2 separate regions of the Homo sapiens genome follow, and region 2 is linked to region 1. A link is an interaction called in ENCODE POLR2A ChIA-PET data of the cell type or tissue named here. Cell type or tissue: Panc1. All regions are shown on one strand.

The links. ChIA-PET counts read pairs that join two places held together with the same protein. Peaks named below come from ENCODE experiments on the same cell type or tissue, not always from the same donor. Only the 100,000 strongest peaks of a DNase experiment are listed, where the experiment ranks them.
Region 2: POLR2A ChIA-PET joins it to region 1 with 14 read pairs; 2 of 35 experiments call an interaction of 5 or more read pairs at or near these places.

Annotation. Positions count from the first base shown.
Region 1 is chr9:36,416,235-36,424,234 of GRCh38, forward strand. It overlaps a transcript of RNF38 not described here. Among named protein-coding and RNA genes, the nearest start is that of RNF38, 20 kb to the left of the region's middle. RefSeq lists an enhancer at 1-76. In Panc1, no CTCF peak of the experiment used is centred here; a DNase peak (open chromatin) is centred at 3,757; H3K4me3 peaks cover 238 bases; H3K27ac peaks cover 634 bases.
Region 2 is chr9:36,697,387-36,705,386 of GRCh38, forward strand. No RefSeq gene overlaps it. Among named protein-coding and RNA genes, the nearest start is that of MIR4475, 120 kb to the right of the region's middle. In Panc1, a CTCF peak has its summit at 3,652; no DNase peak of the experiment used is centred here; H3K27me3 peaks cover 2,013 bases.

The sequences.
Region 1 (8,000 bases):
ATTCTCAGGCCAATAAAATTGTATTCCCTGGGGGATTATGGTTGCCTCTGCTGCTTCAAACAGATCACCAGGGAGTTGGGGGCAAGCTGGCAGTGACAGGCCTCACCGAATTCCTCCACAACCAGCAAGGCCGGTCTCAGTCCCACCATGCCCTGACAACACCGTTATATCCAGGCAGCCTTAGAGCAAGGCTGAGATTTTGCCCCAGGCTACAAAAGCCCCTGCTGAGAAAGCAGGCAAGGATTTCAGGTCTTGCCCCTCCCTGCCTGCCCTAACTTCTGTGCCAGTATCTGCACTTTCGGTTTGCCCACTCCCAAATATTGCCCAGGAAAATTTGCACTCAGTCAAAATTATTACAAAGTTAGGCTGTAAGTTTTCTTCTCCCTGTGGTCCTTCCCCATTTCTAATGGCAGCCTTTCCCAAGAACCCCTGGTAAGATAAAAGTCAGAAATGGCTTCCCTGGGGACTAGAAGTGTCTACAGGGCTCCTTCTTGCTGCTGCCTCGATATTTTTTTTTTTTTTTTTTTTTTTTTTTTGAGACAGAGTCACATTCTGTGGCCCAGGCTGGAGTGCAGCGGCACCATCTCAGCTCACTGCAGCCTCCGCCTCCTTGGTTAAAGCGATTCTCCTGCCTCAGCTGCCTAAGTAGCTGGGATTACAGGCATGTGCCACATGCCCAGCTAATTTCTGTATTTTTAGTAGAGATAGGATTTCGCCACGTTAGCCAGGCTGGTCTCGAACTCCTGACTGCAGATGATCCACCCACCTTGGCCTCCCAAAGTGCTGGGATTACAGCACTTTTTGGCTGGGAGCCACCGCGCCTGGCCTTGCATCAACTTTTATATTTCATTTGGCTCTCTAAATTCGTATCAGCTCCAGGTAAGGTTAAATCCTTCTCCCATGATCTGGATTTTCAGGTTCCCCAGTGAGGATGTGTGTTCAGAGGCAGACTTTCCCCCTCTTCACTTTGGGCACTCACAGCTTTTGGCTGTCTCATGGAATTTGCAGCGACAAGCCGCTTATTTCAAAGGGTCTGTGAATAATTTCGGTTTTACTGTTATGTTCCTGCGGTAGTTCTTGAAGCAAAAGTTCACGATGTGAGTCTCCACACACTGTTTTGTCCATCCGAGTAGAAGCTGCAAGTTAATCCTGCCCGCTTTTGATTTAAAATTATACATCTTACTTGAATTCTAACAGTAGGTTAACTTTTATTTTTGATATTTGAACTATTTACCTAAAAGTACCAATAATAATTCTATAAATTAACAATACTTCCATCACTTTTTTTGGTTTTGGAGACAGAATCTCACTCTGTCACCCAGGCGGGAGTGCAGTGGTGCAATCTCGGTTCAATACAAACTCCACTTCTGGGTTCAAGAGATTCTCCTGCCTCAACCTTCCGAGTAGCTGGGATTACAGGCGTGCACCACTACGCTCAGCTAATTTTTGTATTTTTAGTAGAGACAGGGTTTCACCATGTTGGCCAGGCTGGTCTCGAACTCCTGGCCCCAAGTGACCTGCCTGCCTTGGCCTCCCAATCTGCTGGGATTACAAGCATGAGCCACCAAACCCAGCCACTTCCACCACTTTTTAAATGAAACACTGCTTAACTTTTACAAATCTAGTTCCTATCTTAAGCTAGAGAATCTTTCTCTACCAAGGTACAATCAAGGAACTTGATTTTACAAGGATGAAAAACATTTCATACAAATATGGTAAGAAAAAACAATCTGTTAATACTGAAATTCCAATTGTTATTTCTCAGGAGAGAAACTGAATAGAGTGCTGTGTTTGTTTTTACAATCAATATGTGATTTTTTTTTTTTTTTTGGAGACAGGGTCTCACTCCATCACCCAGGCTGGAATGCAGTGGCTTGATCTCCATGCAACCTCAAGTAATCTTCCCGCCTCAGCCTCCTGAGTAGCTAGGACCACAGGTGTGTACCACTAGGCCCAGCTAATTTTGTATTTTTTGTATACACAGGGTTTTGCCATGTTGTCCAGGCTGGTCAGCTGGTCTCAAACTCTTGAGGTTGAGTGATCCACTCATTTCGGCCTCCCAAAGTGCTGGGATTACAGGCATGAGCCACTGCGCCTGGCCAACAATCAATATGTAATTTTTAAAAATTAAAAAGAGGCCAGGCATGATGATTCATGCCTGTAATCCCGGCACTTTGGAAGACCAAAGCAGGTGGATCACTTGAGGACAGGAGCTGAAGACCAGCCTGGCCAGCATGGTGAAACCCCATCTCTACGAAAAAAAAATACAGGCTGGGCGCAGTGGCTCATGCCTGTAATCCCAGCACTTTGGGAGGCTGAGGCGGGCAGATCACTTGAGGTCAGGAGTTCATGACCAGCTTGGCCAACATGGTGAAACCCTATCTCTACTAAAAATACAAAAATTAGCCAAATGTGGTGGTACGCGCCTGTAATCCCAGCAACTCAGGAGGCTGAGGCAGGAGAATCGCTTGAACCTGGGAGGCGGAGGTTGCAGTGAGGCGAGATGGTGCCACTGCACTCCAGCCTGGGTGACAGAGCAAGACTCTGTCTCAAAAAACAACAACAACAACAACAAATTAGCTGGGCATGGTGGTGGTGCATGCCTGTAATCCCAGCTACTCGGGAGGCTGAGGCTGGAGAATTGCTTGAACCCTGGCAGTGGAGGTTGCAGTGAGCCGAGATCACACCACTGCATTCCAGCCTGGGCAATGGAGCAAGACTCCATTTCAAAAATAAACAAATAAATACTAAAAAGTAAAAAGATCAAGAAAAAGGAAGTATACAGTCACAGAAGAAAAACTGGTACATCTCGAGCAAAAATCTAAAAATCCAAAATCTGAAATGCTACAAAATCCAAAACTTTCTGAGCAAAGATTTCACACTCAAAGGAAGTACTCAATGGAACATTTTGGATTTTCAGATTTGGGATGCTCAACCAGTATATAACGCAAATATACAAAACCTGAAAAAAATCCAAAATCCCAAACACTTCTGGTCCCAAGCATTTTAGATAAGCGATATTGAACCTGTAAGTACATTTTCCATCTTCCCTGAAGGCAGTATGCATGGGATTACTTATACCACAAGCTGGATGGGTGCTTTTTTCCAAGACAAATGAATGAAGCCTACTATAAGGAATTCTTGTCAAGAAAGACTCCTGCTCTGAATCAGTACACATAAGCAGTTTAGGAAGAACTCTTCTATTTTCGTTTCTCAAATGGCCATCCTCCTGGCAATGTATCAAGAACTCTGAAAAAATATATAATTGAGGCTACAAGTTAATTCACCTCAACTGAGAGAATAGTCTTATCAAATTCTTCAATATTTTATCTCATTCTCAGGTCAGACCTAGTTCCCCAGCTCAAGCTTGTTGTCACTGTGAAAATGTGACTATTTTCAAACTGACATTAGCTGAGTTAATTTCAGTATCTAAGTGAAACATGACTACAGGTGGCACGGCATCTGTATTCCCAGCTACTTGGGAAGGCTGAGGTGGGAGAATCCCTTGAAGGTGGGGGCAGAGGTCGCAGTGAGCAGAAATTGCGCCACTGCACCCCAGCCTGGGTAACAAAGTGCGACCCTGTCACAAACAAACAAACAAAAAACTCGCACAGAATTCTGAACCTGACACAGGGTAGGGATGACTTGGCAAGGAGCCTGGAATAACAAATAGTCATGAATCAGAATAAAGGCCTGGGGGCAAGAAAAAAAACTACCGAGAAGGACTGGTGCCAATGGTTCAGTTCCACTGTGACTCTCTGAGGCCTTCTCCACTTGCAGATATGTTTCTCCAAGCATGTCACAGTTGAATGGGTGAAGTTAAAATAGGAATAGGTTTCTTCAAACAGCAGAGTACAGACTTGAGCAAGGCAGCTTGGGATGGAATCCCAGTGTACTGCTGTGTGATCTTGGGTAAATATTTAATCTGTGCCTCAGATTCCTCACTGATAAAACTGGAATAAAGCAGTCCCTACTTCAAAGGGTGTTGTGACTACCTGGTTAAAAGGACAACCTTCGGCCGGGCACGGTGGCTCACGCCTGTAATCCTAGCACTTTGGGAGGCCGAGGCGGGTGGGTCACGAGGTCAGGAGATCGAGACCATCCTGGCTAACACAGTGAAACCCCCTCTCTACTACAAATACAAAAAATTAGCCAGGCGTGGTGACAGGCACCTGTAGTCCCAGCTACTAGGGAGGCTGAGGCAGGAGAATGGAGTGAACCCAGGAGGCAGAGCTTGCAGTGAACTGAGATCGCGCCACTGCACTCCAGCCTGGGCAACAGAGCAAGACTCTGTCTCCAAAAAAAAAAAAAAAGAGGACAACCTTCTCCCAGTACTTCTATGCCCCCTTCCCTGCTTTCTTATTCTTCACAACACAAATAATCAGTTAACAATATCTTTATTGTCTTGCCTTTCCCCACTCACAGAAAGCAAGCTGCATAAGAGCAAAGACTTCTGTTTTCTTCAATGCAGTATCCCCAGTATCTAGAACATTGCTCTGTATGTAGTAGCTACTCAAATATAAACGTTTGCCACCTAGAAATTATGGAATATGGCCCTGTGAACGAATGTAAAAATAATGCTGGAGGGCTTGTGCAAATTGCTGTGCCCAATATAAATTAATGAGAATTTGTAACTCACAGGATTTAATAATTAACATCAGAGCTGGAATCAGTTTCTTCCAGCACTATAAACTATAAACAGATACATATCAGGAGAGAAACTTTAAGCTGGAGAACAACAGATCAAGCCAAAAAATTGGGGATTGGACACCACCTCCAAGGCTGTAGAGAGGATGTCCAACAAATAAATTGGCCCTCATACTCCTTGCCTGAACTGTGGTTCCATCCCCAGTCACACATGGATTAGTTAAAAGTGAGAAAACTTATAAGAAAAATCATGTAAGAAAAATCATCTTTTCTTCCCCAATCTGAGAAATACACCATGCCTGAAAGATAGGCAAAGACAACAAGCAAAGAATCAACACGTTTTGACAATGTGCTCAGAATACCTAAGCAAATATTTTATATAACTTGCATTCGATACAGAAGATCTGGTCTACCCCTAGCACTGTGGGTTACCCCTGAACAAGTAATTTCTCCCATGGTGGTCACAGCTCCCAAGTTTATTTTTTTTTAAAGCAGGTTGGGGCCAGGCATGGTGGCTCACGCCTGTAATACCAGCACTTTGGGAGGCTGAGGTGGGAGGATCACTTGAGGTCAGGAGTTTGAGACCAGCCTGACCAACATGGAGAAACCTCGTCTCTACTAAAAATACAAAATTAGCCGGGCGTGGTAGCGGATGCCTGTAATCCCAGCTACTCGGGAGGCTGAGGCAGGAGAATCACTTGAACCCGGGAGGCGGAGGTTGCAGTGAGCCAAGATCACACCATTGCACTCCAGCCTGGGCAGTAAGAGCGAAACTCTGTCTGAAAAATAAAAATAAATAAATAAAATAAAAATAAAAAGCAGGTTGGCGTAAACGTGCTCTATGATCCCTTTAATTCTGAGTTAGACTATGAAGAAGTGGGGAAGGGAGAGAGAGTGAGTGTGCAGAGGGCAACAGGTTCATTTTAGTTTTTGCAAAACCAATACCCACGTGTCATAGAAAGACGTCAGGGGGCTGTTGTATATGTAGCGATCTGATTTTTAAATATGATATCCACCCACTCTCCTCCCCAGAATAACACCTGATGATCCTGTTGAAAGCTATAATCTGGCCAGGCATGGTGGCTCACACCTGTAATCCAAACACTTTGGGAGGCTGAGTTGGGTGGATCACTTGAGGCCAGGAGTTCGAGACTAGCCTGGTCAACATGGTGAAGTCCCATTTCTACTAAAAATACAAAAATTAGCCAGGCACGGTGATGAACACCTGCAGTCCCAGCTACTTGGGAGGCTGAGGCACAACAATCACTTGAACCAGGAGGCAGACACTACAGTGAGCTTAGATCTTGCCACTGCACTCCAGCCTGGGCAACAGAGGGAGACTCTATCTCAAAATAATAAACAAACAAACAAACAAACATAAAAATGCAAAAAATTAGCTGGCCGTGGTGGCACACGCCTGTAATCCCAGCTACTCAGGAGGCTGAGAATCTTTTGAACCTGGGAGGCAGAGGTTGCAGTGAGCCAAGACTGTACCACTGCACTCCAGCCTGAGCAACGAAGGGAGACTCAGTCTACCCACCAAAAAACAAAAAAAAAAAAACAGGAGAGAAAGAAAGGCTGTAATCTGTAACTTTTCTTTTATCCACTTCACTTATTGTAAAATGCTATACTAGAATCTATCTGTTTTCTATCTGGCTGTATTCCCTAAATGCCTAGACACATAGCTACCTATCGATAAGTACTACTTGCTGACTGAATGAATTGAATAAATTCTAAATACATAGTCAAGAGACCCTAATCCATTTTCTCCATTTCCATTTAGGAAACAATCAATATATACATGGTAGGCAGGAAGAAAGGAGAGTCGTTTCAGACAGTTCTTTACCCTGCTGATCTCCTGTTCCTTAATAATATTCCTTAAACTTCTCTTCCCTTTTTTCCCCCATATTTCCAGAAAAATCTCCTGTCTCAAAAGCACAAAATCAGCTATAGAAAAGATTAATAAATTAGAAAACAAAAACATTTTAAGGGGTGACAGGAAGTACCTGGCAAAGGTAGACAAAAAGCTTATCTTCAGAATCTAAGGTCTGGAGACAACCCGGAGGGCAGTCTGGCTTCTATACCATAAATGAACAAATGGATACTAGCATAACACACTTAGCAGAAGAAAAAAAATTTAACCCAAAAGCACCTTCATAATTATGAAGCACAATCACTTGTAACATTAGTAACCTAAAATGATTTTGCCTTCTCCCTCTATCATCACTCTTAATTTCAAATGCTCATTTCTAAAATCTGTAGTATACAAAATTTTCTGTAGCCAACTATATATTCTAGAAGTCTCTTTCAGTGGCTTGCCTTTGAAAGAAGTTAAAAATGAAACTCATGTCTCTTGATTGGTACAATAATAAAGGAGACTCTGGAATGCTATAAGCTACCACTCTCTGTAAAGAGAGTGAAATCAGTCTGAACAAAGCTCACAAAGACAGAGACCAACAAACAGAACAAAGAAACCATTTGGAAAATCCCAATTATCAACCAACTTCTTGATCCAGCTCCAACACAATGAGAGAGGAGGATCTTGATCAAAACAGCAGAGAAAAAGACTGCTTAGATTGGTCTGCACTGGAAACTACCAAGGGAGTGATAGATTCCTGCATATAACACGCAGAAAATGGGAGGGAAGCCACTAGAAATTGATGGTGAAAAAGACTAAATTTAAGTCCATCCAGATCGGCAGCCAGATGTTCCAAACGCCCAGCTCACAGAAATATTTACTGCAAGGGCTGGGCCGTCAAGCGTACTGATGAGTATTGAAAAGCCCCGGCCGGGCGCGGTGGCTCACGCCTGTAATCCCAGCACTTTGGGAGGCCGAGGCGGGCGGATCACGAGGTCAGGAAATCGAGACCATCCTGGCTAACACGGTGAAACCCCGTCTCTACTAAAAATACAAAAAATTAGCCGGGCGTGGTGGCGGGCGCCTGTAGTCCCAGCTACTCGGGAGGCTGAGGCAGGAGAATGGCGTGAACCCGGGAGACGGAGCTTGCAGTGAGCCGAGATTGCGCCACTGCACTCCAGCCTGGGCGACAGAGCGAGACTCCGTCTCAAAAAAAAAAAAAAAAAAAAAAAAAGAAAAGCCCCCCCTAGAGACCAGGTTTCTTTAGAGATAAAAAGAACAAAAGCAAAAAACACAATGAAACCACCACCAATAGTTTGGACATAATTTAAAATATATACATATCAGGCCCAAAGTAGACTTCTTGTGTATGAACCAGATCGATTCAACTGACAATCCCCAATATTTAAACTGGCCTTTGTAAACAGAGCCAAAAAAATTTTTTGAAGGTAAAGTATAAGAAGAAAACATAATTCAATGCAATTAATGCCAAAAG
Region 2 (8,000 bases), 280 kb after region 1:
AACTGCAGCTAGACCCAGCCTTTGTAAACCATGGCCCTAAAAAGTAGGTGAAGAAGTTGAAGAGAAATGAGAAAAGAAACAGTAAGTCATCAAAGCCAAGAGTGGAGACCTTTGAAGGAGGGATAATTGGAAGTACTGGATGCTGCAGAGGACAAAGAGTCTAGGGAATGAGAAGAGGGCCTTGGATATGTCAAGGAGGAGCCAGGGGCAGTTTCTAGAATGTGGTAGGGGCAGAAGCTTGGCCTCAGGAAGACAAGAGAATGGTGGGGATGTGGAGACAAGAAGCTCAGACCACATGCTCATGAATTTGGCTGCAAGAATAATAGGGTAGAGGCTAGACCAGTAAGACCTATGAATATCAAAGGCAGAAGGGAATGAGGATGAAGGTGAGGAGAAATTGCTTCACATTGTAGACAGAAAGTATGTTAGGTAGAGGAGAGAGGACTTCAGTACAGTATTTACAGTTGTAAAGTTCTTTCCAGGTCCATGATGCAGTTTGTTCTTTTAGATAGTGCATTAGTCCATTTTCACACTGCTATACAGAACTACCTGAGACTGGGTAATTTATAAAGAGGGGGCTTAATTGACTCACAGATCTGCATGGCTGGGGAGGCCTCAGGAAAGTTACAATCATGGCAGAAGATGAAGGGGAAGCAAAGCACATCTTCCATGGTGGCAGGAGAGAAAGAGAGTGGGAGTGCCACACTTTTAAAACATCAGATCTCATGAGAACTCACTCACTATCATGAGAACAGCATGGGGGAAATCGCCCCCATGATCCAATTACCTCCCACCAGGTCCCTCCCTCAACATGTGGGAATTACAATTTGAGATGAGATTTGGGTGAGGACACAGAGCCAAACCATATCATTCTGCCCTTTGCCCCTCCAAAATCTCACGTCTTTCTTACATTTCAAAACACAATGATACCTTCCCAACAGTCCCCCAAACTCTTAACTAATTTCAGCATTAACCCAAAAGTTCAAGTCCAAAGTCTCATCTGAGACAAGGGAAGTCTCTTCTGCCTATAAGCCTGTAAAATCAAAAGCAAGTTAGTTGCTTCTGAGATACAATGGGAGTGCAAACATTGGGTAAATGCTCGCATTCCAAATGGGAGAAATTGGCCAAAACAAAGGGGCTACAGGCCCCATGCAAGTCCAAAACCCAACAGGGCAGTCATTAAATCTTAAATATCCAAAATTCTCTCCTTTGACTCCATGTCTCACATCCAGGACACACTGATGCAAGAGGTGGGCTCCCAAGGCCTTGGGCAGATCCACCCCTGTGGCTCTGCAGGGTACAGCCCCTGCGGCTGATTTCACATGCTGGCATTGAGTGCCTGAGGCTTTTCCAGTTGCATGGTGCAAGCTTTCAGTGGATCTACCATTCTAGGGTCTGGAGGATGGTGGTCCTCTTCTCACAGCTCCACTAGGTAGTACCCCCGTGGGGACTCTGTGTGGGGGCTCCAACCCATATTTCCCCTCTGCATTGCCCTAGTAGAGGTTCCCCATGAGGGCTCCACTGCTGCAGCAGACTTCTGCCTAGACATCCAGGCATTTCCATACATCCTCTGAAATCTAGGCAGAGGTTCCCAAACCTTAACTATTATCTTCTGCACACCCACAGGCCTAACACCACGTGGAAGCTGCCAAGGCTTGGGGCTTGGACCCTGTGAAGCAGCTGCCTAAGCTGTACTTTGGCCCCTTTTAGCCATGGCTGGAACTGGAGTGGCTCGAACACAGGGCACCATGTTCTGAGGCTGCACAGAGCAGCGGGGCCCTGGCCCAGCACAGGAAACCATTTTTCCCTCCTAGGCCTCCAGGCCTGTGATAAAAGGGGCTGCCATGAAGATCTGAGCAGCCCCTCCCATCACAGGAGAAGTTTCCCTGGAGAAAATGCCCTGGAGATGTTTTCCCCATTGTCTTGGTTATTAACATTTGGCTCCTTGTTACTCATGCAAATTTCTGCAGCAGGCTTGACTTTCTTCCCTAGAAAATGGGTTTTTCTTTTCTACCACATGGTTAGGCTGCAAATTTTCAAAACTTTTACCCTCTACTTCCCTTTTAAACATAAGTTCCAACTTCAGACCATCTCTTTGTGAATGCATACGACTGTACATTTTCAGAAAAAGCCAGGTCACATCTTGAATGCTTTGCTGCTTAGAAGTTTCTTCTGCCAGATACCCTAAATCATCTCTCTCAAGTTCAAAGTTCCACAGGTCTCTAGGGCAGGGGCAAAATGCCATTACTGTCTTTGCTAAAGCATAGGTGTGACTTTTGCTCCAGTTCCCAATAAGTTACTCATCTCCATCTGAGACCGCCTCAGCCTGGACTTTATTGTCCATATCACTATCAGCATGTTGGCCAAAACCATTCAACAAGTCTCTAGGAAGTTCCAAACTTTCCCCCATCTTCCTGTCTTCTTCTGAGCCTTCCAAACTCTTCCAACCTCTGCCTGGTACCCAGTTCCAAAGTCAATTCCATATTTTCAAGTATTGTTATAGCAGTGCCCTACTTCTGGTACCAATTTTCTGTATGAGTCCGTTTTCACACTGCTATAAAGAACTACCTGAGACTGAGTAATTTATAAAGAAAAGAGGTTCAATTGACTCACAGTTCTGCATGGCTGGTGAGACCTCAGGAAACTTACAATCATGGCAGAACGTGAAGGGAAGCAAGGAACGTCTTATGTGGTGGCAGGAGGAAGGTGGGGGCAAGTGCCACACTTTTAAAGTATCAGATCTTGTGAGAACTCCCTTACTATCATGAGAACAGCATAGGGGAAATTTGCCCCCCATGATTCAATCACTTCCCACCAGATCCCTCCCTTGACACATGGGGATTAAAATTTGGGATGAGATTTGGGTGGGGACACAGAGTGAAACCATATCAGATAGTACCCTGCAGCCTTTGGGTATCAGATGCACAGACAGGCATCTGTTTCAGATGGGACTTGTTTTAAAGGTAAGGTGAGAAATCTCTAGGTTTTAGGGTGATCTTAGAGTGTGGCTGTGCAGGAAATGCTCAGAGGTGGAATCTCCAAGGGCACCTTTGACTTACTTGCTGACTCCGTGATCACTGTTTCTCTTCACAGCCTGACTCTGCTGACCGCCTCTTCCATCTGCATGGCTGCCTGCCTTTGATTTTACCCTCTTCAGATTTTCCCACCATTCCTACCACATCTCTCAGTCTGCTCTTCAGCTTTTTCCTCTGCCTTCCCCTTGATTCCAGGCTCTTACTTTGACCCCCTTCTCTTCATACTCTTCACATTTCTCTGGATGATCCCGGCATCTCAATGGCTTCTGTTGGGTCCCAAATCTGTATCTCTGGCCCAGACCTCTCTCCTGAGTCCCAAGTCCCTGTGTGCACAATTCCATTTGGATGTTCCATAGTCACCTAAAAGGCAACATTTCTAGAGTCAAACTACTATCCCCCCAAATCTACTTTCTGCATAGTCTCCATTTTCAGGGTGATATACATCCCAGGTTTCCTGGGATGGTCTCAGTTGAAGCCTGTTGTTCCCAGCATAATTATTAATAATTCTCTCTTTTACTCCAAAAGTGTCCTGGTTTGTATGATACATTGTACGGTCACTCCATCCATTTTGGACAATGGCATGACCACCCATTCAAAGCTCATGCCGGAAACTTCATGTTTATCCTAAACGCCCTCTTGCTTCCCTCCCACATTCTATACTGTTTGTCTCATTCCTGTAGGCTCTGAGCCCCTGGAGGGGAGGGGCAGTGTCTTGTTCACTCTGATGTTCCCCGTGCCAAGCATAGTCTTGCCTAAGAAGATGCTCAGTAGATGCTGAATAAAGGGCAAGAAGATGGAGTTAACTGATGGAATGAGAAGCCATGGAAAATTAGAGGGAAGGGTGGTCCTGTGGCCTAACTTCTCATCCTGCAGATGAGGAAATTGAGGCCTAGGGTGGAAAATGAACTTGACCCAGGTCAATGCCAGAGTCAGTATTAGACCCCAGGTCTCCAGTAACCTCTCCATGGCTCTTGTGTAGGTGGTTTAAGTCTTCTTCATTAAGTACAGGGACAGCTCAGCAGTCAGTTCTTATTAGGCCCTTGTGTGTATGTGCGTGTGTGCGTGCATGTGTGTGTGTGTGTGTGTGTGTGTCTCCTGGGGGTTTTGTGTGTGCCACAGAGGGGAAGAATAGATGTCCTTTCTTCCAACAATGTTCAAAGGAGCTGAGCAAACCTTTCAAGGCTTATATAAGAGACATTCCACCATTTTCTTTTTTTTTTTTTTTTTTCTGAATCAAGGTCTCACTTTATCACCCAGGCTAGAGTGCAGTGGCGCGAACACAGCTCACTGCAGCCTTGACTTCCTGAGCTCAAGTGATCCTCCCACCTTAGCCTCCCAAGTAGCTGGGACTACAGGCACGTGCCACCACACCCCACTAATTTTTGTATTATTATTATTATTATTTTTAGAGACGAGGTCTTGCTATGTTGCCCAGACTGGTCTCAAACTCCTGAGCTCAAGAGATCTGCCCATGTTGGCCTCACAAAATGCTGGGATTACAGGTGTTAGCCACCATGCCTGGCCTCCATCAGTTTTCTCTTGGAGATATTTTTATCTTCTTAGCATTGCCAGAAGGATTAAAACAAAATCTGATCTCACAGTTTCTCAGGTATTGTTTTTTTCTGATGTTGCTGTTGTTTTTAAACTAAAAGTCAGACGCCATGAAACATCCTCAGCGTGGCAGGTAAGTGGGAGGCTATGATATAATTTATTGTTCAGTCCTGACATTTGTGTTGGTGGACACAAGGAGGCTATTTGACTGCTTTAGTAGAATTCTCCCTGCCTTCTTTTAGTTCGTTTCCGATTCTTCTCTTAGGCTGGTCTTGGCTAATAAATAATTTGATTTTGAAAAATATCTTTCCCTTTTCTGAACCTTGTATTCTGAGTTCATAAAATGAGTAGGTTAGACCATACACTTCCCAGCTGCTTCCAGCCCACAATTCTGTCATATTAAGTTCCTCTCCCCATTGCTTGGAGAAGACTTAGACATCATATCCACAGGTTGAGAACCCCTAATCCCCAAACCCCAAATGCTCCCAAATCTGAAACTTTTTGAGCTCCAAAATAATGCTCAAGGGAAGTCCTCATCGGAACATTTCAGATTTCAGATTTTTGGATTAGGGATGCTCAACCGGTATGATGCAAATATTTCCAAATCTGAAAAAATTTGAAACACTTCTTGTCCCAAGCAGTTTGAGTAAGGGATACTAAACCTGTACCATATATATCTCTAATCTCTCTCTCTCCACATATATATATATACTATTACATCTGTGCTTCTGCTTTGTTCTTGGCCAGAACGAATATCTCTCCTTTCCTTACTCTTGATACTTAAATTCATCATTTCTTAAATGTCTAATCCTCTTTCTTTTCTAAACACTCTAATAAGCTTATTATTTCAACCATTTATATTTAACATTAAAGTTTAATCATGAAGTTGTTAACCATAGAAAATTATTAAATAAGTGAGTTTGGAATGAGCGTGGAACAGCTGAAAAAATGAGTGAATATTTCAAAATGAGCACTTTGGAAAAGAAATTTATGCATAGAAAACAATGGAGAATTACAATTAAGAGCTCTGGGGATCTCAAACTGATTTGTCCAGCTATTACACAGTCATTTCAATTTAAATTAAAATTGTAACTATTTTCTAGTCTACTAAAAATATGAGGTGTCACATTAAGAGTTTTAATGGTGCGTTCTCTGGGGAATGCAAAAATGCAAGACTGTAGCACATAAATAACTCTATATTGAAGAGTGGATAAATTCTCTGCCAAAAGTGAATATGATAAAAACAGAAATGACAGTGGATTATTTTATTCCCTCTAGTGAAGCGCAGCCCACACATTAGAGCCAAAAAACAGTTCACAGGGTGTCTAATTCCATATCACTTTGTCGGAGGTTATGAAAAGAGCAACACAAAAAAGTTTAGCTGGTTGACGAATTCAGGCATAAATGAGGCCATATATTTTGTTCCCAAAGTAAAATATTTTTTAGCTACAGAGAGTAGGTTGATGTTAATATTTGATATCCTTGATTCATAGAAAATTGGATTAGTCAAGGTTTTAACCACTGTAGAACACGTTTAAGGCAATCACACTTCAGGAGGAGAAAAAAAAAAAAGTCAAAAGCAGGAGGTGTGACTTCCAGGAATAGAATAGTAGGATAAACACTGGTGTGTGTGTAGGGGTGTGTGCGTGTGTGTGTGTGTGTGTGTGTGTGTGTGGTCATGTATGCTAGAATGGTTGGTAAGGGTAGGTGGAAGTTCTGATGATGGGACACAGAAAATTTGGAATTTTATTGTAATACAAGTGAATTAAGATGAAAGCATCGAGACATCCAGGTAAAAGCATCTGGACATCTGGAGAAAGGAAAGAGTTAATTGAAGAACCAGGAACAAGAGAGTTATTATAACTAAGCTTGACAGAGTTTCCTGGGAGCCAAAATAAAAAAGGAAATAAGTGGGTTTCATAATTCTTGTTGTCATGTCAATATTTGCCTACTTCTAAGCTCTTGGAGAAATTTGTTGTTTAGAGCAATGGTTCTCAAACTTTAGAATGATCTGGGAAGTTTAAAAAATTCGGATGCATGAGCCCCATCCCCAGAAATTGTTTAATTTGTCTAGGGTGGGGCATGTACATTTATGTATTTGAAAGACTCCTCAGGTGGGTGTGAGGCACAGCCAGGCCTGTGGCTCAGTGGTTTTATGGACAACGAATTAGTAATTGCTGTTCTGCAGAAGATGCAGAAACTCTTAATATAGCCAATTATCATATTGATTCTTAATACAAGAAGAGTATTGATTTGTATTTCAGTGGAGGTATTTCTAAAACAATTCAAATTCAGGTTTCCTGCCACAGGAAATTACAGGCATCTGTACTTTCAGCAATCCATTCCTGAAAATCAGACATTTTCTATAAAAATGCTGACTGGAGCCTATTTTCCATTATTTCAGATGGGAATAAAATACAATGTCATATGTCAACCCAAAACCTTTAACCAAATTTTCCTAAAAATATAATTACAGCATAATCAAATGCCTTTATATATGTTATAAACTATCACATTACAATGGAAAAATTACAACATCCCTTCTAGCATTAAATGATCAGTTGGGTTGTCAACAGATTTTTGTGTGCAGTGACAATGTCTCTTTTAGTGCCAGCCCCATCTGAGATGTGACGTTCAAAATTGTGCATGTCGATTCTGACAGTCTACTAATCGGAGTTGGAATATAAGGAGAATTTTTTCAGTCATTGTTTTGTTCATAATGTCACAGTGAGGTGTGGTGGTTTTTTTTTTTAAGATGGATTCTCACTTTGTCGCACAGGCTGGAGTGCAATGGCACGATCTTGGCTGACTGCAACTTCCACCTACCAGGTTCAAGCGATTCTCCTGCCTCAGCCTCCCGAGTAGCTTGGATTACAGGCGCCTGCCACCGTGCCCGGCTAATTTTTGTATTTTTAGTAGAGACAGGGTTTCACCATCTTGGCCAGGCTGGTCTTGAACTCCTGACCTCATGATCCACCTGCCTCAGCCTCCCAAACTGCTGGGATTACAGGCGTGAGCCACCACACCCGGCCGATATGTGGTTTTTTTGTAGATTCAGGGTGTACACATGCAGGTTAGTTACATGGAGGTATTGTATAACACTGAGGTTTGGGCTTCTAATGATCTTGTCACCTAAGTAGTGAACGTAGTACCTGATAGGTAGTTTTTCAAACTTTGCCTTCCTCCTTACCTCCCTGCTTTTGAAATCCCTTGTATTTATTGTTCCCATCTTTATGTCCATGTGCATCCAATGTTTAGCTCCCACCCATAAGTGAGAACATGTGATATTTGGTTTTCTGTTTCTGCATTAATTTGCTTAGGATAATGGCCTCCAGCTGCATCCATGTTACTGCAAAGGACATGATTTTGTTCTTTCTATGGCTGCATAGTGTTCCATAGTGTATATGCACCACA